Regions from separate parts of the Homo sapiens genome. Here region 2 is linked to region 1. Evidence: read pairs that join two places in POLR2A ChIA-PET (ENCODE). Cell type or tissue: HepG2. All regions are shown on one strand. Links, peaks and the distances in the headings refer to the core of each region. The heading gives the core; the rest is flanking DNA. Region 1 has its middle 41 kb from the start of MIR1303. Region 2 has its middle 19 kb from the start of MIR3141.

Region 1 (6,850 bases), core at 2,404-4,903:
GATAGAAACATCAGCCCCAGTATCCACTAATCTTTCAAACTGCTTTCCCTGAATAGTGACTGTACACACAGATCTATTCTCTGAGAACTGACTACTCCAATAAACAGATTTTCCAGCAGGGTTGGTACTTCCAAACCCTCTTGTTCTTTCTGTTTTGCTATCCCCAATTTTAATATAAGGCAAAGCAATAATTGAGCAATTCTATCACCTGGATTGGCACTCCAGGGAACAGTGGAGTTAATCACTAACTGAATTACCCCTTTATAATCTGAATCAATTACCCCAGTATGAATTTGGACTCCCTTCAAATTTAGACTTGATCTTCCTAAAATAAGGCCTACCATCCCTTCTGGCAGTGTACCATATACCCCTGTAGGAATCTTTTGCGGGGGCTATCCAGGGAGTAAAGAAACCCTTTGAGTAGAACATAAATCTGCTGCTGTGCTGCCCGCTGTGGTGGGGGAGAACTGTTGTATTGTTGTAATTGGCTGATTCCCTGAAATGGTGGTATTTGCTGTGGGGGTTGTTGTCCCTGAAAACCCTGAGGAACAAATGGCTGAATCGGGAACGCCCCACTTTGTCGCGGGGCCTGAGGCTGGCCCCTCTTCCCATTTCCCGATAATGGTTGCCCATTTTTATCAAATTTAGAATGACATTCCTTAGCCCAGTGTTTTCCTCTTTCACATTATGGACACAGGCCAGGTGGCTCTTTATTTTTACTCTGTTTATTTAAGACTGGGCAATTCTTTTTTAGATGACCAATTTGACCACAATTATAACATTTCCCCCCAAATGTTCTAACTTGTCCTCCTAAAGCAACCCCCGTAATTGCTTGAGCCAATAGCATTGCCTTATGCATAGCTCCTCCAATCCCATCACAAGCCTTCACATATTCTGTAATTACATCAACTCCTGCTGGAACATTTTCTCTTAATGGCTTTATGGCTGATTGACATTCTGGATTTGTATTTTGATAAGCCATTATTTCTACAACAACTTTTCAGGCGTTATCATCTGCAATAGATTTTTGAGCGGCATCTTGCAACCTTGCCACGAAGTCTGGATATGGCTCTTAGAGCCTTGTCTGATTGAACTAAAAGAATGGCAGGAGGTTCCTGGGTCCTGAATTTTTTTCCCAAGCCCTGAGGCAAATAGTCCTTAGTTGTTCAATAGCCTCATTCTGCATTACTGATTGTTGGTTAATAGTGCTCCAATTTGGACCTGTTCCTAGCAATTGGTCTGCATCTATATTAACAGCAGGATAAGTAGCCTGATTTTTCCTTACCTGTTCTTGTACTCCATCAATCCACCAGGTTTTAAACTGTAGAAACTGAGAGGGTGAAAGGGAAGACTTAGCCAAAATTTCCCAATCATAAGGAATAAGTCTATTTCCATGAGCAATGGAATCTAATAATGTTCTCATATAAGGAGAGTTGGGTCCATATTGTTTAACTCCTTCCTTCATATCTTTTAACATTTTCAGGGTGAAAGATTCATATCTAATCTCAGTTTGGACAGAGGCTCCTGCTTGACTCCCTTTCCCAGCCAGTATCGGTTGTAAAATTACCGGGTACTGCCATGCCTCAAGATCTCCCTGTTTTCTGGCTAATGGTTTTATGCAGTGTACTATCTTGTACACTAGCTGGTGCTGTAGGATCAAACGCCATCGCTGTGGGTTGCTGATATAGTGCCCTGCTATTTGGGACAGGACACCCCGCCTGAGATCTATACTGAACCTCTGGAAGCAGCTGATACTGAAATTTGACTGGCGGCCAGTATTGATAAACTACCAGTGGTTGGGTTTTATTTTCTACCAGCTGATATTGTGGATACTGTGTCTGGATTGGCATTGCCGGGATAGAGACTCTATCCTTTTCTACTTGATATTCTCTTGCAGTTTGTACTTGTCTAACCTGCATTTGAGGTTGTAATGTCACAGGCATCTGAACCGCAGGAGGAGGAGTTGATGGCCGTCGTGGTTTAAACTCTGATGACCCAAATAATTCTGGACCTCCTTCTGCCAATTTTGATGATTCAGGATATATTACCTCCTGTAATTGATTATAGTCAACAATTTTGCATTGACCGAGCCATTACAGACTCTGCTACATTTTTACAATGTGAACTTTCCATTCCTTTCTTGAACTCTGTTCCTGCCTCTTCTTCACAATCTATTACACAGCTCTCAGGGGCATCAGAAACTGAAACACTATCTTCTTCTATTTGAAACGGTTCTAAAGTTGCTTTAATAATGGCCCAGTCATTCCATACTGTAAGTGGGATGATTTTACCTTCCCTACTTGCTTGTTTTAATTCTTTGCCAATTTTTTCCCAATCTTTTAAATATAAAGTTCCCTGTTCTGGAAACCATGGGCAGAATTGTTCTATTGTTTGAAATAGCATAATTAGATTTTCTGTAGAAGCTTTAACTCCCCCTCTTCTTAAGATAATTTTAATGAAGCTGAGATAAGAGGCATATTTACTTTCAGCTTGCCCCATTGTTACCCTGGATTCCTCCGAGCACACAAGCTTACCGCAAGGTTGACCGTGGACATACTTGGGAATCTCTCATCAGCTGTTCTCAATGTTCACGTTCTTAGCATACCTTCACCCTAGAGAAAGGCCCCAGATTGGGCGCCAGATGAAGGGGTGGCCCGCCCCTCCACACCTGTGGGTATATCTCACCAGGTGGGACAAGAGACTGAGAAAAGAAATAAGACACAGAGGCAAAGTATAGAGAAACAACAGTGGGCCCAGGAGACCGACACTCAGCATACGGAGGGCCTGCACCAGCACTGGTCTTTGAGTTCCCTCAGTTTTTATTGATTATTATTTTCATTATTTTAGCCAAAGGAATGTGGTAGGAGAGCAGGGTGATAATAAGGAGAAGGTCAGCAAAAAAACATGTGAGCAAAAGAATCTATGTCATAATTAAGTTCAAGGAGAGGTACTATGCCTGGATGTGCACATAGGCCAGATTTATGTTTCTCTCTGCCCAAACATCTCAGTGGAGTAAAGAATAACAAGGCAGCATTGCTGCCAACATGTCTCGTCTCCCACCATAGGGTGGTTTTTCTCCCATCTCAGAATTGAACAAATGTACAATCAGGTTTTATACCGAGACATTCGGTTCCCAGGGGCAGGCAGGAGACAGTGGCCTTCCTCTATCTCAAGTGCAAGAGGCTTTCCTCTTTTACTAATCCACCTCAGCACAGACTTTTTACAGGTGTCGGGCTGGGGGACGGTCAGGTCTTTCTCATCCCACGAGGCCATATTTCAGACTATCACATGGGGAGAAACGTTGGACCATACCCAGCTTTTCAGGACAGAGGTCCCTGTGGCTTTTCACAGTGCATTGTGCCCCTGGTTTATTGAGACTAGAGAATGGCGATGACTTTTACCAAGCATAGTGCCTGTAAACATTTTGTTAACAAGGCACATCCTGCACAGCCCTAGATCCCTTAAACCTTGATTCCATACAACACATGTTTTTGTGAGCTCAAGGTTGGGGCAAAGTGGCTGGGGCAATGTTACAAATTAACAACATCTCAGCAAAGCAATTGTTTAAGGTACAGGTCAAAATAGAATCTCTTATGTTTTCCTTTTCTACATAGATACAGCAACAGTCTGATCTCTCTTTCTTTTCCCTAAAAGTAATGATTTTATATTGATTACATGTTAAAATGTAATATTTTTATATAGTAGATGAAATATCTTATTAAAATTACTTTCACTTGTTTGCTTTTATGATTCCTAATGTGGTTATTAGAATATTTAAAATTACATTTGTGATTGCCTTTATATTTCCCTTGGACAGTATTTTAGAGAATGCAGTGGTGAGAGGAACCAGCCTCCCTGAACTTGAGGTCATGGCCCTGTGACTTAGACCAGGCCTCTCATCCTCTCTGAACTTTGGTCGCTTTGTGTTAAAAAAAAAAAAAAAAAAAAAAAAAAACAGAGATAAATCTGCCCCTGTACATCCTCTCAGTGCTATTGTGAGAATCAAATCAAATAATGCACACAAAGCTGTTTTATAGGCTGTAAGAATAATTAAGAGCAACAATTGCGTATTTTTAGCTTTTGCTAGGAGCCAGGCTCAGTGCTAAGTGACTCCACGCATTTCTCTCACAGGCCCTATGAGGCAGGTACCAGTACTACTCCCATTTTGCACATGAGGAAACTGAGTCTGAAAGAGGCTGAGTGACCTGCCCCTTGGCCCACAGCCAGAATGTGGCACTGCCAGGATCCCAAATCAGGCTGACTGAGTCGAGTGCCCACATCCTCAACCCACAGCACACCAAAGGGAAAAAAAAAAACAAAAACCAACCTACCTACTGAGATTTGAAAAGCCAAACCCCAGGCAGGCCGCAGTGGCTCATGCCTGTAATCCTAGAACTTTGGGAGGCCAAGGCGGGCGGATCACCTGAGGTTGGGAGTTCGAGACCAGCCTGGACAACATGGTGAAACCCCGTCTCTACTAAAAATACAAAAAATTAGCCAGGCATGGTGGTGGTCACCTGTAGTCCCAGATACTCAGGAGGTTGAGGCAGGAGAATCACTTGAGCTGGGGAGGTGGAGGCTGCAGTGAGCTGAGATCACTGTCACTGCACTCCAGCCTGGGCAACAAGAGTGAAACTACAACTCAAAAAAAAAAGAAAGAAAAGAAAAGCCGGACCCCAACTCCCAATCGATCTCAGAATCACAGACATCTGCCCACAGTTTTGCAGGTACTGGAGTGCTCTGCTGAGGAGGGTCAGCTGTGGGTCCATCCACACTCCAGCTAATAAGCCTGGGCAGGCCTGTCAACCTCTCTAAGCTTCCTCTAAAGAGTTAAAGCACTCACCCTCTGCTGGTAATTAAATGAGATAATGCCTAGAAAAGTGTTAGCACAAACCGGGCATGGTGGCTCACGCCTGTAATCCCAGCACTTTGGGAGGCCGAGGCAGGTGGATCAACTGAGGTCAGAAGTTCAAGACCAGCCTGGTCAACATGGTGAAACCCCGTCTCTACTAAATACACAAAAATTAGCCGGGCATGGTGGCCGGCACCTGTAATCCCAGCTACTCAGGAGGCTGAGGCAGGAGAATCACTTGAACCTAGGAGGCAGAGGTTGCAGTGAGCAGAGATCGTGCCACTGCACTCCAGACTGGGCAACAAGAGCGAAACTTCGTTCCAAAAAAAAAAGAAAAGTGTTAGCACAATGCCTTGAACGCAAGAATAACAAATTTTGGGTTTTTTTTTTTTTTTTTTTTGAGATGGAGTTTCGCTCTTGTTTCCCAGGCTGGAGTGCAATGGCACGATCTCGGTTCACCAGAACCTCCGCCTCCTGGGTTGTAGCGATTCTCCTGCCTCAGCCTCCCAAGTAGCTGGGATTACAGGCATGCGCCACCACACCCAGCTAATTTTTGTATTTTTAGTAGAAACGGGGTTTCACCATGTTGGTCAGGCTGGTCTCAAACTCCCGATCTTAGATGATCTACCTGCCTGAGCCTGCCAAAGTGCTGGGATTACAGGTGTAAGCCACCACACCCGGCGGGAATAACAATTTTTAATTGTGGCCTTTCCTCCTTCCAACGTGACACCAAATACCAACTGTGTGGTTTGGACACCTTGCTCAATCTTTTGGTTCCTGGGTTTTTTTGTTTTTTGTTTGTTTGTTTTGTAAACAGGGATGAAGGTAGCTTCCGCCTCAGGATTTTGCATGTGGGTTATTTGAGAGTAGGATACTCCTAGATACAGTCAATACTGAACAAATTTGGTCATTTCGTACTCGTGATGTCCTTGGTCAAGGGCTCTCCTCTGGGCCGGTGGTGGTTGCAGAGAGAAGCCCCCGCCGCCGTCGCTCCTCGGGAAAGGAAGTCGCGGGTGAACAACCGAATATGCGATGAAAAGGGCAAAGTAAGAAAGCGCACAGCGGCCCCCGCCCCGTGGAGCGCTCCTTTGGTCCCAGGCGGGAGGCTTGCTGGAGCCCAGGAGCTGGAGGCTGCAGTGAGCCGTGTTCGCCCCACTGCACTCCAACCTGGGCGGCAGAAGAGCGAGACCTCGTCTCTAAAAAAACTCAAGAAACTAAAAAAAGAAAGCACATCTCTTCCAGCAGAAGGCTCCCGGAGGCCCGGGCTGAGGAGGAACTGGGAGAATGGGGCAGCAAAGAGAAAGGGAGAGCAGCTTTGCCTCTGAGGCGGCCTTGGCCATTTGCTGTAGGGCCTCGCTGCCTTCGCACTGGGGCCACCTGGGTGAAGTTTACCCTGGCTCCCGCCTGCTGCACCGTCACCTCCGGCCCCTCATTACGGAAATGAAGACCACTAAGGAGCATGAGCGTCGTAACCGCCCGCCTGGGGTTGACTTCTCTTGGGGTGATCAGCCACGTGACCCTAGCCACCCGCCTCCTTTACACTACGCCCCAGGATCCCCGGCGGCAGAGATAAAGAGCTGGACTTTAGACTCAGACGACCGCGCTCTTAAACCTTAGATGACCTCATCCCAGCCAGGTGATCTCGCAAGCTCCCGACGCTGTGCTCAGCTCCTGTCTCCTGCGCTTGGGTAAGCGCTTCTTAGCCCGGCCCCGCCAGGGTTACGCGGAGGATTGAATGGCACTCTTCCCACACTGTGCCTGGCGCGTCCAGGCTCGGTCACTTAAGGCTGCTTTCCTGAACCACCGCAGGTCCCTTTTCCCACAGCCGCTCGAGTCCCCGTCAGCAGCTTGCTTGCCCTCTCAGGACTTGTTTGCAGGGTGCTAAAATGGCACTGGGGCTGTGGTGGCTGGCAAAGCACCCTGCAAATATTAATCCCCTTTCCATCCCTAAAACTTTGAGACCCGCCATTTAGCCTTACGGGGCCCGGTTTCCTCCTC
Region 2 (6,850 bases), core at 1,551-4,050, 68 kb before region 1:
AGCCACATGAGGGAAAAGATCAGGGCGAGGGCTTGCCTTTCCGTCTCCCGGCTTCGGCCCAGCATCCCCGGGCTCTGCAAAGGAGTCAAGTGTCTTCACACCACGCACCTGCCTCTCCCTCAGGGGCAGGCAGGGCTGGCAGGCTTCAAGGGACCCCCTCAGTGCTCACTGCACAGGCTGTCCGGGGGCTCCACACTCTCTGTACCGGTTCTTATGACTGCTGTGACAAAGTACCCCAGACTGGAAGGCTTAAACCACAGTTCTCACCGTTCTGGAGGATAAAAATCTGAGGCCAATATGTTGGCAATGTTGGTTCCTTCTGAGGGCTGTGAGAAAAGGATCTGTTGAGGCCTCTCTCGTCAGCTTGTAGGCTGCTTCTCCCTGTGTTTCCTGATTTCCCCTCATCTTCCTGGGTCTCGACATCATCTTCCCTCTATGCATATCTCTGTGTCCAAACTTCCCCTTCTTATAAGGACTCCAGTCGTACTGGATTGAGGCCCACACTGAGGACCTCATTTTAACTTGATTAGCTCTATGAAGACCCTAGCTCCAAATAAAGGCACATTCTGAGGCACTGGACTGAATAGTGTGTCCCCCCTCAAATTCAGATGTTGAACTTTACCCCTCATTTTAATGGGATGAGAAAATGGGGCCTTTGGGGGGCGATTAGGTCAAGAGGGTAGAGCACTCCTGGATGGGGTTAGTGCCCCCACATAAGAGACCCCGGGGAGTTCCTCCAGCCCTTCCACCATGAGAGGACGCAGCAAGATGGTCGTCCATGAACCAGAAGCGGACCTCACCAGACCCTGAATCTGCCAGTGCCTTAATGTGGACCTCTCAGCTTCCAGAACTTGGAGAAACAAAAGTCTGTAGTTTCAGCCACCCAGTCTATGCCATCCTGAACAGACTAAGGCAGGGCTTCAACATATTAATTTGGTGCGGTGGCGGGCGACACCATTCAGCATATCACACTGTCTGTGGGGAGCTCCCCACTGCTGCCTTGGGGAGGGGAGGAGAGACAACAGTCCTTGGCAATGCTCAGCACTCCCTAGCTCCAAGCCTTGAACAAACCATTTCACTTTCAAGGGCCTTGGCTTGCTCATGTGTGAAATGGACATGGTAGCAACACCAACGCTGGCTGGAGAAGAACGCAATAACACCATGTTTCCGTCCCTTTTACGTTTACTCGGATATCAGAGCTGGAAAGCATCCTTGGAACTCCTGTGCGCTCTCCCTTGCCAAATTTAGGATCCCCCAAAACGGAGAACTGCTTTCCACCTCAGAAGGTCCAGCTCTGACAGCCTTTCTTTCTCCTTCATCTCCTTCTCCTCCTTCTCTTCCTTCTCCTTTTTCTTTCTTCCTTCTTCTCTTTCTTGTTCCTGTTTTATTGATTCCCAAAACTATCATTATTTGTCATTATTGGCTACTGCTTATTAAAGACACTGTACAGACATTGTGCCAAATGCTTTACAATCTTTATCTCATTTTATCCTCACAATAACCTTACAGGATAGGAACTACTAATATTCCCATTTTATAGATGAATAAACTGATGCTCAGAGAGTTTGGGGGAGGCCCAGAGAACAGAGCCAGGAGGCTAATGAGGAAAACTGCAGAAGGCAGACCACAACTCCAAGGAAGAAAGGTCTTCCTCCCAGGCTGCCTGGGGAGGGAGGAAGACGCCCACTCCAGGATGAAAGCAGAGGCTGGATGACGAGATAGCAGAAGTTAAAGAGGAGCTTTTGCACAGAGCTCAGGGGAGGCACTGAACTTGGCAACTTCTCAAATCCCTTTCACCTCCAGACTCCAAGGGTCTCGACCTCAAAGCCCCAGCTGAGGAGAGACTCGCAGGAAAAGAAAGAGACTCTTGCAAACCCTCCCAAGTCAAACCGCCTGGTCGTCTCTCCTAGAGGCACAGCACATAGCAGGTACTAAATAAATATTAAATAAACAAATACATATGTCAATCCACTGCAGTCACAAAAATCTCTGCTATTGCTGTGAGAGCACCATCTGCTGGGAGTGGGCTAAGTTTCTCACCTAGAATATCTCGTTTCATTTCCTCTTCTCCCAAGCCCTTACCGGGTAGGTGCTATTCTTATCCCCGTTTTACAGCTGAGAAAGCTGAGACCCAGTCTGCCTGACTCCAAAGCTCTTAACCACTGTGCTAGCAGATATCAAGCCCCGCCCACAGATTCAATTAACCATTCCAGCAGTCTTGGGTCTCCAGAAACAGCCAGCATACAGTGGGTGTTTAATAATACTTAATGAATCATTGAATTGATCCATGCATCAAACCTAGCCTACTGAGGTAGACATATAACCCAACAAACAACGAAATCTCTGGTTCCATAAGAGTCCCCTAACCCAGTGCCTGGCACACAGTAGGCACTCAATAAATATTTGTGGAAAGAATGGCGCACTGGCCCCTAATGTAAGCTCCTCTGCACATAAATTTCAGCTCCAGGCACTTTGAAGTTCCCCCAGGGGACAGCTGCTTTTCCTGTTATCGATGCCCCCCCAGCCCCTCCTGGCCCCCTGGGCCCATCCAGGCCAGGGACCTGGGGCCGCCACAGCCAGGAGATAAGAATGATGGATGGCCAGCCTCCTGGCTCCACAGAAGCCTGGGGTTTCCTGGGAGCGGGAGACAGTCTAGTGATTCCAAAGCCCCTCGGAATTCGAGAGGAGAGAGCTCAAGGAGGGGGTGGAGGCAGCGGCAGAGGCATCCCTATCTCCTCAGAGATGCTGGACCCGACAGGAGGTTTCAGCACCCCCCCGGCTGCCTTGATCTCCTTCCATGTTGACAAGGCTTCCTTTCAGCATGTGCTGAACACCAGGACCCATCACTGGAGCTTCCAGTGGGAGAGGGGAAGATGGCACCCCCTCTCCCCTCCTCTCCTTTCCTCCTCCCAACTGCCAGAATCTGGAAGCAGGGCAGGCTTCCTTCCCAGTTTGTAATTCAGGCCCTGTCATTAATTGAGCCCTTGGCAAATTAAAAAGTCACAATATCTGAGCCTCAGTTTCCCCATTTGCAAAATAAGCACTGGGGGAGGTGTTCCCTTCCAGCTCTGCTGAGGCAGGATTCTAAGTAGCTAAGGAGGAAACCTGCTGTGTGGCTGAAAGTAGTGGCTGCTGCCTAGATGGGGAGGCCAGGCTTGCTCTTGGACTCAGGCAATAATAAACATGGGTTTGTTTAATTTAAAATCTCTGATCCCCAAACTGAGATGCTTCCTAACTTTGGGTAGAACCTGACCATGTTAGATTTTGAAGGACTCCAAGAAATTGAAACCTATTATTTTTGTCCTTCCCTTCTCTCTGGACCTAAGTTTATTTTAAATTTTTAAAAAAATTATTTTAACTGCCAACAATACTTGAATGTGTCTTCCTTATTTTAAAAAAAAAACATGCTGATGAAGTTAAAATGCTCTAGACAAGTCTCATCCTAATCTATTCCCCTCTCTTTCCAAAGGTCACACCATCATTTGGGGATGTATCCCCAACACTTCCACAGCACCTCTTCATATGCCTGTCTACCCAGAGACTGACACACACAGACTTGTCCTGTAGGAAATGGGATTTTATTAAAGGAGTCATCTCACACTGGGTGTGGCACCTTCCTTCCACCACTCACTCCTGGGGCCTGGAGACCCACCCATGCTGGGACACCGGGATCTGTCACCTTTCACCTACCTGGAATGCAGCTCAAGACAGGGTGGACCTGCCTTCCAGGTAAGCTCCAAGAGAGTGGAAACTTGGTCTATTTTGTTCACCACTGATTCCCAATGTCTAAAACAGGGCCTGGCAATAGTTACTCAATAACTACTGAATGAATGAATGAAGAGATGAATAAATGAATGATTCAATGCATTTAACCCACCCACTCCTGGTGGATATGTCAATTGCTTCTATTAATAACTTTTTGGGCCGAGCGTGGTGGCTCATGCCTATAATCCCAGCACTTTGGGAGGCAAAGGCGGGCAGATCACTTGAGGTCAGGAATTTGAAACCAGCCTGGCCAACATGGTGAAACCCCATCTTTACTGAAAATAAAAAAATTAGCTAGGCATGGTTGCACGTGCCTGTAATCCCAGCTACTCAGGAGGCTGAGACAGGAGAATCACTTGAACCCGGGAGACAGGGTTTGCAGTGAGCCAAGATCACGCCACTGCGCTCCAGCCTGGGCGACAGAGCAAGACTCCATCTCAAAAAATAATAATAATAATACCTTTTCACCAACACAAACACAAGTGTCCCTGAATATGCCTCTCTGTGTTCATTTTTGAGGAGCTATAACATGTGGGGGCTCCCCTAGGGCCCCAAAGGGCATTGTTTGAAATCCTCTGGTTAGGCCAAAGCCTTCATTTCACAGGTGAGCACAGGGAGACCAGGTTGGGCAAACATCTTGCCCCAAGGTCACCTAGCACATCAGGGACTGAATGAATGGAACTTTGGGGTTACTGTGAATTTCTCTTCCTTCACTCTCTTAGTGCTTACACTTTCTCTCTCCCACCACCCTACTCCACCCCAAAACTCCAGCCTATGTACCTCAGGAGGGGTGACTTTAGGGGCAGAAGTCTCATTCACTCACATAGAGAAGGAAGCTCCTACAGCATCAGGTGTCCAGGGTTTTAATCCCAGTGCCAAAGCATTTCTTTTCCTCCCTGAGCTTCCATTTCCCTAACCTGTAAAATTGGCCTAATGATGCTTGCCTAACTCTTGAAGTGAGGACAAGAAAGAGTTTGTAAAATGGAGAACAGGGATAAAAATCTAAGAGAGGGCTAGTTCAGTTTAAAATGTAGAATTTTGGCCGGGCATGGTGGCTCATGCCTGAAATCCCAGCACTTTGGGAGGCCGAGGCGGGTGGATCATCTGAGGTCAGTAGTTCAAGGCCAGCCTGGCCAACATGGCAAAACCCCATCTCTACAAAAAATAGAAAAATAAGCCAGGTGTGGTGGCACGCATCTGTAGTCCCAGCTAGTTGGGAGGCTGAGACACAAGAATCACTTGAACACAGGAGGCGGAGGTTGTAGTGACCCAAGATCGCAAGGCCCTGTAAAAAAAAAAAAAAAGGATTTTGAAAAAACAAATTTCAGGCTGGACACTGTGGCTCACGCCTGTAATCCCAGCGCTTTGGGAAGCCGAGGCAGGTGGATTGCTCGAGCCCAGATGGAGACCAGCCTAGGCAATATGGTGAAACCCTGTCTCTATCAAAAAACATAAAAATTAGGCAGGCGTGGTAGCCTGTGCCTGTAGTCCCAGCTACTCTGGAGGCTAACTAAGGTGAGAGGATAGCTTGAGCCTGAAGGGCAGGGCTGCAGTGAGCCATGATCATGCCACTGCACTCCAGTCTGGGCGAAAGAGCAAGACCCTGTCTCAAAACAAACCCAAAACAAAATTCAGGTTAAAAGATAAGGTATGTTTCTACCTTTATAAAAAGGAAAAAATGTGTGTGTATATATATACATAAACATACAATTATATACATAAAATTATATATAATTTACATAATTATATAATTTATATTTGAATGTTTGTATAAGTACAGAAAAAGTGATAGCAGTTACCAACTGCAGAGGAAGAAAGGGAAGGCTATTTTCTTTCTTTCTTTTTTTATTTTATTTTATATTTGAGACGGAGTCTCATTCTGTCACCCAGGCTGGAGTGCAATGGTGTGATCTCGGCTCACTGCAAACTCTGCTCCCAGGTTCAAGCAATTCTCCCTGCCTCAGCCTCCTGAGTAGCTGGGATTATAGGTGCCTGCCACCACACCTGACTAATTTTTGTATTTTTTAGTAGAGATGGGGTTTCGCCACATTGACCAGGCTGGCCTTGAACTCCTGACCTCAGGTGATCCACCTTCCTCGACCTCCCAGAGTGCTGGGATTACAGGCGTGAGCCACCTCGCCCAGCCCCAGGAAGGCTATTTTCTAAGTTTTCTTGTTACATTCGCTTTTGTTTGCTTTGGTGCAAGCTTGACAAAACAAAAGACATATTTATATATTAAGTATGTAACCTCAAAAACTCAAAAGTAACAAGACGAATACTGCTCTAGAAAAAAAAAAGCAAAGGCCACAAATAATCCATTTACAGAAGTAAAAATACAAATAGTGAAACAAAAAAAATAGTTAAATCTTAGAAGGATCAAATAGAAGCAAATTAAAAAAATAAAATTATCTTTTGCCTATCAAATTGTAAGAAGTGATATTAAAGGCCAGTGTTTTCACTTTGGGTACTGGTGATGGAGATTAGCTGGAAGGTGGGGACCCCGCGCCCCTCACAGTGATGACATGTCCTTCCTGTGCTGCCCCCCAGCACTCTGATAGAGCCATCTCGAGGCCAAGGAGAGATGACAGGTCAGTCTCCGTTTCCCTCGGCTTCCACCTCCTTCCCATTATAGAGACCAACTGTGGCGTCCTCTGGCCCGCTGCCCCAGCCAGAAACACTCTACCCTCATCAGACCTAAATCCCCCTTCCTCTGATAAAAGAGTCCTGTATCCTGTGACACAACCAGAAATGATTGGTAAGGTGCCTGGTACATGAAGACCATCCCCAGAGGAATCCTTCCCAAAGGAATTGCTAGATTCAGAACAGAGAATCCAGTCGCGGGGTCAGAGGTCATCTCTGTTAAGCCTCTGCCTCTAGGCAAAACTACCCCCAACGGTTTTATTTTGGTAGGTTTTTATGAAAATACAATAGCACACTAGGAAAAGCCATTAGCAGTCATCTGGCCCCATAAGTTTATTTTATATAAGGGGAAACAGGAATAGGACGGCTATGAGAAACCCAAATCACACAGATGAAGCTGCATTTAGAAGCAAGGTCCCTTGACTCCCAGTCCAGTGCTCTTTCT

What was found. Peaks named below come from ENCODE experiments on the same cell type or tissue, not always from the same donor. Only the 100,000 strongest peaks of a DNase experiment are listed, where the experiment ranks them.
Region 2: POLR2A ChIA-PET joins it to region 1 with 8 read pairs; 3 of 35 experiments call an interaction of 5 or more read pairs at or near these places.

The regions. Positions count from the first base shown.
Region 1 is chr5:154,641,006-154,647,855 of GRCh38, forward strand. No RefSeq gene overlaps it. Among named protein-coding and RNA genes, the nearest start is that of MIR1303, 41 kb to the right of the region's middle. RefSeq lists enhancers at 6,200-6,850, 6,524-6,633. In HepG2, for the core only: no CTCF peak of the experiment used is centred there; a DNase peak (open chromatin) is centred at 3,896.
Region 2 is chr5:154,574,016-154,580,865 of GRCh38, forward strand. No RefSeq gene overlaps it. Among named protein-coding and RNA genes, the nearest start is that of MIR3141, 19 kb to the right of the region's middle. In HepG2, for the core only: a CTCF peak has its summit at 2,010 (motif pointing left); no DNase peak of the experiment used is centred there; H3K27me3 peaks cover 1,353 bases.